Regions from separate parts of the Mus musculus genome. Here region 1 is linked to region 2. A link is a contact called in ENCODE Hi-C or POLR2A ChIA-PET data. All regions are on one chromosome and are shown on one strand. Each heading gives the region's core, a stretch centred on a gene start or an enhancer-like site at or near the end of the contact. The rest is flanking DNA. Distances are from core to core; before and after follow the strand shown.

The links. A loop is a pair of places that touch in the nucleus more often than their neighbours do. ChIA-PET counts read pairs that join two places held with the same protein, here RNA polymerase II (POLR2A).
Region 1: a map of heart shows a loop between it and region 2 (2.0-fold over the local background). The contact joins the enhancer-like site here to the promoter of Adamts5 in region 2. A Hi-C loop is called at or near these places in 1 of 37 maps with a recorded cell type or tissue (heart). POLR2A ChIA-PET finds 5 or more read pairs at or near these places in 1 of 5 experiments (Patski).

What each region holds. Positions count from the first base shown.
Region 1 is chr16:87,249,221-87,255,380 of GRCm38, forward strand. No RefSeq gene overlaps it. Among named protein-coding and RNA genes, the nearest start is that of Gm41484, 5.6 kb to the left of the region's middle. Within about 2 kb of position 1,496, at least 1 of the 3 ENCODE cell types and tissues checked has a DNase peak (open chromatin) inside an H3K27ac peak, as active enhancers do; it is heart, where a contact is called at or near this core.
Region 2 is chr16:85,897,154-85,902,897 of GRCm38, forward strand. It overlaps Adamts5 (a disintegrin-like and metallopeptidase (reprolysin type) with thrombospondin type 1 motif, 5 (aggrecanase-2)), which reads right to left and starts at 3,972. Exons shown (of 8, transcript NM_011782.2): 1 at 2,011-3,972. The coding sequence starts at 3,114. It overlaps Gm46558 (a long non-coding RNA gene), which reads left to right and starts at 2,647. Exons shown (of 3, transcript XR_001781962.2): 1 at 2,647-2,844; 2 at 3,678-5,744.

The sequences.
Region 1 (6,160 bases), core at 246-2,745, 1.3 Mb after region 2:
GTTCCATCCAATAGCTGACTACGAGCATCCACTTCTGTATTTGCCAAGCACTGGCAAAGCCTCACAGGAGACAGCTATATCAGGGTCCTTTCAGCAAAATCTTGCTGGCGTATGCAATAGTGTCTGCGTTTGGTCGCTGATTATGGGATGGACCCCAGGTGGGGCAGTCTCTCGTCTTAGCTCCAAACCTTGTCTCTGCAACTCCTTCCATGGATACTTTATTCCATATTCTAGGGAGGAATGAAGTATCCACGCGTTGGTCTTCCTTCTTGATTTACTTGTGTTTTGGAAGTTGTTTCTTGGGTATTCTAGGTTTCTGGACTAATATCCACTTATCAATGAGTGCATATCAAGTGACTTCTTTTGTGATTGGGTTAGATCTTTCCGTTAGTGCTATGCGCTCAACCCCTTAGCAGACACGAAGATTTGTAGGTGTGGACAGGATAGACTCTAGCATTCATGCATCTTTACTTCCGAAAATTTTACCCTTCGAAACATGCACGAGGGCAGGGAGACCCTGACCTGCCCCCTCTCAGAGACCTCCACCCTGAATTTCTGGCGGTGCTTCTGACACACTAAGAGGTCACCCTGTTCTCCCTGCTGCCTGTCCTCTTTGTCACCTCATTGCCAGTTCCACTTCGCTCCAACTGCTGTGGAGTTGCTCTTCTATCTGAGGTCTTAAAGAATAATAACAGCAGAACGTTTTACTATTCCATCAGATATCATTTGTATTTGATCAGGTGCCCACCCTATCACGATCCACATCTTCTCAGCAAGAATAATAAGGAAAGGAATTTTAAGCCCGTCGGTAACTTTCTTATCCTAGCTGCCTTTCAAGAACAGCAGATTGTTTTTTTCCAATGTTGGCGCTCCACTGCCACCTTCAGGAAGCTCGAGGTAAGGGCACTTCAGAAACCATTACCCTGCTAGGGTTACCTGGTAACAGGCAACTGAGGAGAGTGGCACTTAGCTTACTGATTTTCACTAAGTCCATGTTTTCTACGTAACTCAATCAAGATATGGGGATGAAAGCAACTAAGACCACATCTGTATTGTAGATACATGTATAATAATATCTAAAGCTTATAAAAGCTTTAGATGGCATACCTACATAATTCCTCTAAATGGTCATGGGAAGAACATACTCGTCCTACACCCTACACCGAGTGGAGCTGGCATTCACGTGGAGCTTTTGATGGGGGTGGGGTTCAGTGTATCGTGTCGCTGCTGATACATTTACACATTTTAAGAATTGCCTCCATAACTCCTATTTACTTTACAGGGGAAGAAACTGAGGTCTTTGGAGGTCACCTGGTTTATAGCCACACATCTAGCAAGGCCTTGTGACACCTGACTTCACAGTCAGTGATTCTTGGCACTGGGCTAATCCTCTCTTTCGAGTAAGTTAGCCGATAACAAGAAAGTACGATGCGGGGCGGTAAGCATTCTGACACCCTGAGTACGTCCAAGAAAAGCTGCTAGGCTTGGCGAATGGAGGTGGTTCCGAGTATAAAGATGCCGTGTTGAAACCTCGTGACCTGAGTTCAGGCCCTGAACCCCATAAGGCAGGGGAGAGAGCAACTTCTAAGAGCTGTGTTCTGAGCTACACAAACTTGCACAGAAGAAAAATAACTAAGTGGGGGAAAAAAGTATTTCAAAGTGCTGAGCTCTGAGAAATCAGGCATCAGTAAGAAAACTTTATTATTTTTTTTTTCTCATTACAGTATGTGCTGATAGGGAGGAGTTGTTTCGCGCTGAGCGCTCTGAGAGATGAAATTAAACTCTGCCTGATCTAAATAAATGTTTGATCTACTCATGTGATGATCTGTGGAGGGCATTCCAGAGAGAAATGAAGAGCTGGTGCAAAAACCCTGAGAGGAAAGGCATCTGGCTGCCTGAAGCACAGACATGACACTCGTGATAGGAAATAGAGAAATGGAGGAGGGAGCTCCAGGTACAAAACACAGAGGGCCAGCCCAGTAAGCCAGACTATAAGAGGGTGGGGGCGGGGTAAATGTTAGATGAGAAGAAAAGCCTTTAGAAGGTGTGAGGTCGGGGCTGGAGAGATGGCTCAGGCTGGAGAGGGGGAGGAGGGGAAGGTGGGGGAGGAGGAGGGGAAGGAGGAGGAGGAGGAAGGCATGAAAAGGGTCACTCTGCTGCCAGTAATGGAGATGCCATAAATACTTGGAAAAGAGCAGAGAGAGAAGATGGTGATCTTGAGAAACAGCAAAGGCTGAAGGATGGCCCAAGGCACGATGTGTAAAGTTCAGGTGTGCTAATGGAAGAAGAGGAGCTAGGTGAGTTGGCAGGGTACCCGGCTATGGGAGGCTCCTCTGACCTGGGGAATCCAGAGTTGTGTATGACACCCAGAATGGGGTTCCAGTGTCTTGGTAATGGCTTGGTTAACCCTGCCATTGAACCTCACTAAGGACCCACATTCCAGTGTGCCAAAAATGCAGAAATGGGACTATAAAGGCTCGGTGCCTCTAGCACCTCTATAATTAGCACCACTGGCCCCTGGGTAATTGTGGAAATGTGCATTAGAATTAACCATGTTGTAGAGAAAAGTGAAGGTAAAGGTGTAGGTGTTTTTCAAGACATTTTTTTTTAACCAGTCTCTATCCAGTATTGAACTTGCCGGGTTCAATTCTTTGTTTTTCTGATCATTATTAGAAAATGATCATGTGAGTTTTGAGAGTTAGTGCTGTCATGTCTGTCATTTGAAATATTTGTTTCTTGGAGCTGGAGAGAGAGCCCAGCAGTTAAGATCACTGGCTTCTTTTCCAGAGGACTTGGGTTTAATTCCCAGCACCCACATGACAGCCCACACCTGCCTGTAACTCTGGCTCCAGGGGAGCCAACAGACACACATGTAGGTTAAATGCTAATGTACATAAAATAAATAAAAATATTTGTGTCTTTTTGTTTTATGTGTTTTTTGTTTTCCCTGTGTGTTTGTGTGTACACCATGTGAGTGCCTGCTGTCTGTGGAGGGCAGAACAGGATGTCAGAACCCTCAGATCTGGACTCAGAAATGTGTGTGAGACACCTTGTGGATGCTGGAGACCAGACGTGTATCCTCTGCAAGAGCAGCTGGCTCTCTTAACCACTGAGCATCTCATCAGCCATCATATTCATTCGTAATGGTATTTGTTGCTGTTTGGTTGTTGTTGTTGTTGTTGTTGTTGTTGTTGTTGTTGTTGGCTGTGGCTGTTGCTATAATCTGTTGTTAGTCTTAAGAAGATCGAAGTAATCATGAAGATTCTGAGTGCAGTCCACATGCACTTCACTGGAAATAGGAAAAAGTCGTTTCATCCTCTGGAAAAGCACCCACAATTACCCACTCCACAGAGCTAACCTGCACTTAAGAGTCTAGCCCCCTTTCCACTGTCAGCAAGAGGCTGTAAGGACTGGAAATGACACTGCCCTGTTCTCGGAACTTCTCCAGAATTTCCATTCTCTAGTCAGTTTCCTCCAAAGACTTGGAGAATGGCTAAATTATTCATACTGCCCCAAACCATCAAGATACATGCTGCCCTAAACAATTGCTATTCAGGCAAATTATTCTATACTTTTTTTACACTTTCCTCTCTTGCTTGTCTCTTATTGTCTGCAGGGGAACAGATTTCCCTACAGATTTCCCTAAATCACCCTTTGTTTTCTCCTTCTCCTCCTCCTCCTCTTCTTCAATGTTCCTCCTCTCCTTCTCTTCCTCCTCCTCCACCTCCTCTTCTTCATCTCTCTATGCACTGTGTTTTTTAGTGTGTCAAATTATAACTATAGTTTTATTGGAAATAGATTTTTTTATATAATATACCCAAATTATTGTTACCTGCACCCTAATCCTCTCAGTTCCTGCCTCCTCCCCTCACACTCCCTTTCTGTCTCTCATTAGAAAACAAGCAAATATTATAAAGCAAAAACTAACATATCATACTAGAACAAACAAAAGGAAAATAGCCCAAAAAAAGGCATGAGAGAGACAGAGACACAGAGACACACAGAGAGAGAGAGAGAGAGAGAGAGAGAGAGAGAGAGAGAGAGAGAGAGAGAGAGAAAGAGATATCAGATATAATTCCTGAGTGTGCAAACATATGGGTCTTTGTATAACAGATACAAAGGCTCACACGTTTTCACACTCAGGAATTCCATAAAAGCACTAAACTGGAAGTCATAATATATACACAAAGGACCTGTAGGGCAATATATATATATATATATATATATATATATATATATATATATATATATATATGATTAAGCTTAAGATAAAAAAAAAGTTTAAAAAAAAACTAACACAACACTGTGGGACAAGGAACCTAGAAAGATGTCCTGAGTTTGTTTCTGGCGCCCATCTACTACTGGGTACACAGACTACCATCAAGAGTAGTTTGTTTCCTTTCAGCAAAATCTTGCTAGTGTATGCAATGGTGTCAGCGTTTGGAAGCTGATTATGGGATGGATCCCTGCATACGGCAATCACTAGATGGTCCATCCTTTCGTCACAGCTCCAAATTTTGTCTCTGTAACTCCTTCCATGGGTGTTTTGTTCCCATTTCTAAGAAGGGGCAAAGTGTCCACTCTTTGGTCTTCGTTCTTCTTGAATTTCATGCGTTTAGCAAATTGTATCTTATATCTTGGGTATCCTAAGTCTCTGGGCTAATATCCACTTATCAGTGAGTACATATTGTGCGAGTTCCTTTGTGATTGGGTTACCTCACTCAGGATGATGCCCTCCAGGTCCATCCATTTGCCTAGGAATTTCATAAATTTATTGTTTTTAATACCTGAGTAGTACTCCATTGTGTAAATGTACCACATTTTCTGTATCCATTCCCATAATCAGCTTCCAAACGCTGACACCATTGCATACACTAGCAAGATTTTGCTGAAAGGACCCAGATATAGCTGTCTCTTGTGAGACTATGCCGGGGCCTAGCAAACACAGAAGTGGATGATCACAGTCAGCTATTGGATGGATCACAAGGCCCCCAATGGAGGAGCTAGAGAAATTACCCAAGGAGCTAAAGGGAACTGCAACCCTATAGGTGGAACAACAATATGAACTAACCAATACCCCGGAGCTCTTGTCTCTAGCTGCATATGTATCAAAAGATGGCCTAGTGGGCCATCACTGCAAAGAGAGGCCCATTGGACTTGCAAACTTTATATGCCCCAGTACAGGGGAATGCCAGGGCCAAAAAGGGGGAGTGGGTGGGTAGGGGATTGGGGGGGTGGGTATGGGGGACTTTTGGGATAGCATTGAAAATGTAAATGAGGAAAATACCTAATAAAAAATAAATTAAAAAAAAAGAAAGCAAAAACAAACAAACAAACAAAAAAAAAGAGTAGTTTGTTTCCCCATGAGACTCCCTTAAAGAACACTAAGTTTTCATTTTCAGATCTTTATCAATTGGGTTCGGGCAGAGCCATGTGCCCACTTCTCCTTTCAGCGTTAGGTCCCCATGTGGTACAGGCTGGTGCAGGCCCTTTGCACGACACTTCAGTCTCCAAGTTTATCTGTGTTTCAGTCCAGCAGGATTTTAGAAGCCTTATTTCCTTGGTGCCCTGTGTCCCCTCTGGCTCTTACACCCTTTTTGCCTCCTCTTCGGCAGGGTTGCCTGACCCTGAGAAGAGAGATGTGATGGAGATATCCCATTTAGGGCTGAATGTTTCAAGGCCTCTCACTCTCTGTATACTATCTGGTTGTGGGTCTCTATATTAGTCACCATCTACTGCATGAGAAACTTCACTGATGATGGCTTAGCAAGGTGCTGGTCTAAGTAGTATTTGGTTTTCCCCAAGGCCTCATGATCTTAGTAACACAAGAAGCATTGTGTATAGGTTCCAAACAGAGCTGGGGATGAGAGTGGGATCTGGATTGGAAGAGAGAGAAGGGAGAGGTGGGGTTCTGCAGTTTTGCCTGCCTCCCCAGCTGGTGTGGAGTGTGTCCCCAGGGGATCCGTACACTGTATTGTGAACATATTTAATTCCCCTCTCCCAGCACTTCTAGGATCCTACCACCTACCTACCCATCCAATATCTCTCTCTCTCTCTCTCTCTCTCTCTCTCTCTCTCTCTCTCTCTCACCAAAACAAACAAACAATAAGATCAAAAAGTACAAACAAACAAAACCCCATGCAATCCATTTTTTGTTGGC
Region 2 (5,744 bases), core at 2,722-5,221:
GATTTTGTATTAAACTGAAAGAAAATTATTGCCATGATTGGCAGTGTACTGCCTTTTGGTGTGGTCTGTCTACAAAAGTATTTTTTCCTCTTTCTTTAGGGAACCTCCTTCTACAAACTCTCCCAAGCCTCCTTCTTGGCAGGCAGTCATTATATAGCAACACAAGGAAATCCAGACGTGGAAAGTTGCTTATGAAAAAAAAAAAAAAAGACTTGGAAATCAAGTGAGAAAAGGGCTAGTTTTACAGAAGAACTTTACAGGGCAGCCTACAAAATGCCTGTTGCACCATTATTTTAAAAGCTAGTGCAGGGCAGAGGAATTAAAGGGTGGCTTCCAGACCATCTCTGAATGAGATGAAAGCTTTTTCATTGCACCCAGAGCTGTGATGCCTACTTCTCCCTGGATACTTCTTTTGAGAACTTTCTTTGTGGGTTACAATTATGTCCACCTCATGATCTGCAAACGTTTCTCTCCTTTGACTTTATCAACACTCTTTTCTTCATACCATGGGCACCTTAACAAAAATAGAAAAATTAGGTAGGGAAGTTTTAGCACCCTGAAACCCCTAGAGTATGCCATTGAATTATCTATCCTTCCTCTTTGGTTACAGTTTGTAACTGTACACTGTCAAAGAGTTTGTTGTTACTTAAAAGTTATACTGGATGGATTTCACACACCTAGAATGATCCTTAAACATTAGTCCTTCACAGGCATTTGAAAGGGCACAAGTCAGGCAGAGAAATTGAATTTGGCAATAAGCCAAGCTTAAATCAGACTTAGAACACATCATGATGCTAAGATTAAGAAAGACAGGGAAGTGCTCAACATGGATGGTGGATGTATTACCAAGGCAAACTGAGGAAAGAAGTGGAGAGCAAGACCATGACACGCAGGCATGGTGTCTTCTAGGTATGCCATGCATAGTCACGGCAGTCATGCAGAAAATGAAACTGTGATCATCGATAGAACACACACACACACAGACACAGACATACACACACTAGGAGGGGGCTAGTTGGGAAGACAAAATTCAACAAGGATGGTAATGGGGACAGCTTTCTGAATGCTCAGGCTCACAACTATCAGCAGGACTTTTGGTCTGAAACGTCACGCTGACATGGTGGTCTGGTAACTGTGTAAATAGATGTGTTGCTCCCAGAATGTCTGGGCTCATAATGATCCATCTCTTTTCCTTCTCGGTAACCATCACCCTTAACGTGGGGAAGTCCTTGGAAAACGTTCTTCCCCACATCCTGAAGCTCTGCCCAGAACTTCAGAAACACATTCATCCAAACCCCAAACCTTCCAACTGGATTTGACCCTTGTTTGGCAGTTGGGCGGGAGGGTGGTGCTTCAGATGTGCTGGTAGAGGGCCTGGGGTGGGGGGTGGGGTGGGGGGTTGTCCTCACTGCTGATTGGGCTTCCGCATCCCCTTGACCCTCCCACATTCCTTCCTTCTCAGGAACTCAGATTCCAAGGTGGATATGTCAGAAGCCCATTTGGAAGCCACATTAGAAAAAGCAGTCCTTTGGAAAAGACCAGTGTTGCAGAAGAGTTCGTTTAAGGACATTTACAAGGGAGGCCATCAATCAGATAAAAGCAACTGCCAACTTTCAAGTCCTTCCCATTAAGTAGGACAAAGTAGTACTTTCGTCTTCACTGGGAAGTAGAAAACATGCAATTTCAGACGACAGTCTTACTTTCCTCCTTTTGCCATGTAACTGTACACCTCCTTATCGCGGCCATACACCACAGTGTCCTGTCTGACTGGCGTCCAGCCTTAGCGAGTGTTGATCTCATAAAGTCGCCTCACTTAAAGCAGAGATTACTGCAGAGGCTCACCGAAACACCTGAGTGTAAGTGGGGGCTGAGTGGTTTGCATGCAAGATGCATTTAAGTAAATCTCTATTGAGTGACAAGTCCTTTATGGGAGAAGCAGAGCCACTAGCAAGACCTGCCCTTCCACCAGTCTTTGTATCCCAGGGCTGGGCACCCACCTTCTGTACCTACCTCTCGGGTGAACAGGATGGCTGCATCGTAGTGCTCTTCGTGATCATCCCCTAGCTGGTTATGTTGGTGCTGCCATTTGCAAAAGTTCTTGAGGGTCGTGGCCGCATTCTTGCTCACCTCCAGACTCGTGTCCTTGTCCGTCAGCACCACCACCTTCACCACCGCCAGGCGGATGTGGTTCTCAATGCTTGCATGACTGTACAGCCTGTTGGCGATGGAGGCCAGGGTCAGCAGGTAATGCTGCAGGCCCCGCCCATACATCCTGGCCATGGACGAGTCAGCCACCAAGAGGAGCTCCACCTGGCGGGCCCTGGAGATGGAACGGCGCCTACGCCTCCACCAAGTCTGAGGTCCCGCGTTCCCAGATGGCGAGAAAGCTGAGTGGTCCAGCAGCTGCGGGGCCAGCGCTGAGCGTCTCCTAGATCTACTGTGCACCGAGGGGCTCTCTTGGGGCCCAGATGGGGATGCAGGAGTCTCGCAACTGGCGCGTGGCGGCAGGGCCTCGAAGCTAAAGCCCTCGCGGTTGTAGACATGCAGGATGCGGGAAGATCCATCCCCATAAATTCGTTCATACTCTGCCCAGGACCCACGCAGGAGTGGCTTTAGAGTGTAGCGCGCATGCTTGACTGCAAAGAAGCCATCGAGACCCCCGCAGAGGTCAAAGACAGCTAGGGATCGAGGGCTGCCGTCCACGGTGCCTCTGTAGAAACAGTGACCCCGGTGGCCAGAGGATGCGCTCAGCCCTCCTCCTGCAGTAACGATGCTACCAGCAGCACCCACTGTGTCATCTCTCTCCAGGTCCAGCAGGAACCTCCGGCCGCCCGCGTAGACAAGGTAGCCCACTTTGCCACCGCCAGAGTAGAGTTGGTCTATATTCTGGACCAGCCCGCCGCTCCTGCGCTGCCCGGCCAAGGGTTGTAAATGGCCTCGCTCCCGTGTTTCCTCCCCCTGCGGCTGGTCCGGCTCGGCGGCCGCTGCTGCAGCCTGAGGCTGCCTGGTTTTATCCTGGGCAGGTGCCGCGGCGGGGCTGTCAGCGGCCAGGGACAGGCAGGACGCGCTCAGCAGCAGCAGTAGCAGCAACAAGGGCGCCCACTCGAGCCGCATAGTGCGCTGCCCGCCGGGAGGGGCTGCGCGACTGAGTCTAGCTGGATGCTTGCTATTTGCTATAGAAGTTTCAGGGGCGGGGGTGGGGGGCTCGCCCTCCCACCCACCCACCCACAGCCGCACACTCTACACACTGGCGTGCAAGGTTGAGTCAAGTGTCCAGGAAAGGGTAGGGGGAATCCGCAGCAGAGAGCCAGCCTGGCCTGGCACCGGTGCCACTGTGAGAACTTTTTCTTTGTTGGTTTGGAAAATGTTTGGAATGGAGGTCCAAGAGACGGAGGAAGAAAAATTTTAAATAAAATAAAAGAAAAAAAATTAAATAAAGGGTGGTGTTGGTGGGAGTAAAAGCCAAGAGGTGGAGAGCAACCAAATACAAAAAAGGAGAGAGGCCCAACGCAGACAAGATCTTTGCACAAACAGATCAAAACAAACGAGCTAAGAGAGTAAGAAGGGCGACCGCGCTGGCCCGCAACTGGTGCGCGTCCGCTCCCGCCCCCTCGAAGCCCGGGGCTGGCGGGCTGCAAAGCTTCCAAGCTCCGACCCACTTCCTTTCTTATTCTCAGGGCTTCCTCGGCTCCGCTGGAACCCGAAGGCAGGGAGAAATGAGACGGGAGAAAAGAAAAGGAAAGAAAGCAAGCAAAGGAAACACCTAAAAATGTTTAAAATCAAAAGCTAGGAGGCGGCCTGCGGAGAGCCAGCGAGGCGGCGCGTCCCGGTCCCTTCCGTTGCCGCGTCCTCCCGCCCGGGATCATCCCCAGTCGGCTGCTACGGGCGCGGAGAGCGGCTCAGGCGCTGTGAAGATGCGAGGAGGTGGGACAATGAATTTATAGCGGCGTGCCATCCTGCAATGGCAATTTCAACAATTCGTCACTGCACGCTGCCTCTTAAAGGGAGAGCTTCCCCCACCACTCCCACCCTTCCCGGTCCGCGCCTAATCTGATGGGGGAGGGAGCAGCGAGAGGAGGAGGGTGATCGAGGAAAGGCAGACCGGGAAGGAGGAAGGGGCCAGAACCTAGCAAGGTGGAAGGAGGGACAAAGGAGGGAGTAAGGGTGAGAAAGAGATTGAGAGAGAAAAAGTATTTGGGCAGAAAACAAGAAAATTCTCTTGGCCTCATTTAAAGCCACAGCAACTCCGGTTCTGTGTGGTATTTCACAACCAATCGGGGTTGGCTAACCTCGGCTTACCTCATCTCCTGAAGGGGTGTTTTGGTGTGTTTTTAAAGTCTCTCTCTGCCTCCTTCCCCTTGCTGTTCTTGAGCGGGATATGAAGTTCTTGCTTCATTTTGCCGGCCAGTGCGCTCTGGCCTTGTAGACCTGGTAACTTCACTGGTCAGGGCAGCCGCCTGTGCAACCCCAAGTCCCTCTCTCTTTTCCCTGGTTCTCTCCAGTCGGTCCCGGTAGCTGATTTCCAGCCTCCTCATCTCCTAGCTTGTTCACGTTCCAACACTTGCTGACTTCGGGCTAGGGGTGACTAACTTCTCCCGGCCATCAGCTGAGCAGCCAGGCAGCCACCGGTGCTTCCTGGCGCGTCTCTGGGCATGCAGCACTGCGGTGACCCCAACAGGGCCGGCTGCGGCCTGGGAAGTCCTTGGCTTTGTGTATAAATGGCGGTACTCCCAGCTTTTTTTCCAGGGCATAGTTGGTCAGTGCCCACAATCTGTCACTTATCCCAGCCACTGGAACTCTGAGCTGTAGGATGTCAGGGTGGGAAAGAGTTAACTCTTGAAGGGGAATCTGCACCCCCACCCCAGACTTTTACATTTGTGCTCACACTTTCTGGCAAACACTCCTTTGTTTGTTTACTTGCTACTCTTCTTATAAGTCAGCCACTCACTGTCAGCCCTCTCATTTTCAAAGCTCATATCCCAGGGAAGAATACTTGAGGGGAGGTGATTGGTGGTTATTAGTAGGCAGGTGGCATGGCCCCTGCTACTCAGTTCCTCCATCCTTTGTTTCCTCTAATTATCAATTCTAAGAAGGTGAAAGGAAACCCTAGTGACTTTCTCACAGCAAGTTGACCTGTGCCAGGGTCCAGTACTGGTCTCTGCACACACCCCGGGATAATTTACACATCTCCATCCCTTTTAACTCCACTCCTTCAGAGGAGAGCAGGCACACTTACATAGCTTTTTCAGATGATACATTCTCACGGAAGGTACCACGAGGGCCAAGACTGGAGAAGGCCAAACAACAGTTAAAGTAAAAGAGGGCATGGATTTGAGAGAGAACAAGGTGTGTGTGGGGTGGACGGGTGGAGGAGTCCGAGAGAGCCTGAATGGATCCTGAAATATATCGGGACATAGAAGGAGGATGCTGCTGAAAGCACTTGTGTTTCGATTCTCAAGATGCTCAGGTAGGTTTCCAGTAGTTAATATTACAAGGCAATGGGCAGGTAGTAAAGGCAGAGAATGGAGGCACCAGCAATCTTCTCTGTCTCCCAGCAACCTTCAGCTTTGTGATGACCCAAGTCACTCCAGGGAAGATTACCTGGTACCTATTTGTGTAGTAGTGGTCAGAGTAAGAATGGCCCCAATAAGGTCATATGAGGTCTCCAGTTGGCGGGAAAGTTTAGGAAGAATTCGGAGGCGCGGCTTTTTTAGAGGAGGTGCATCACTCAGGGGAATCAAGAT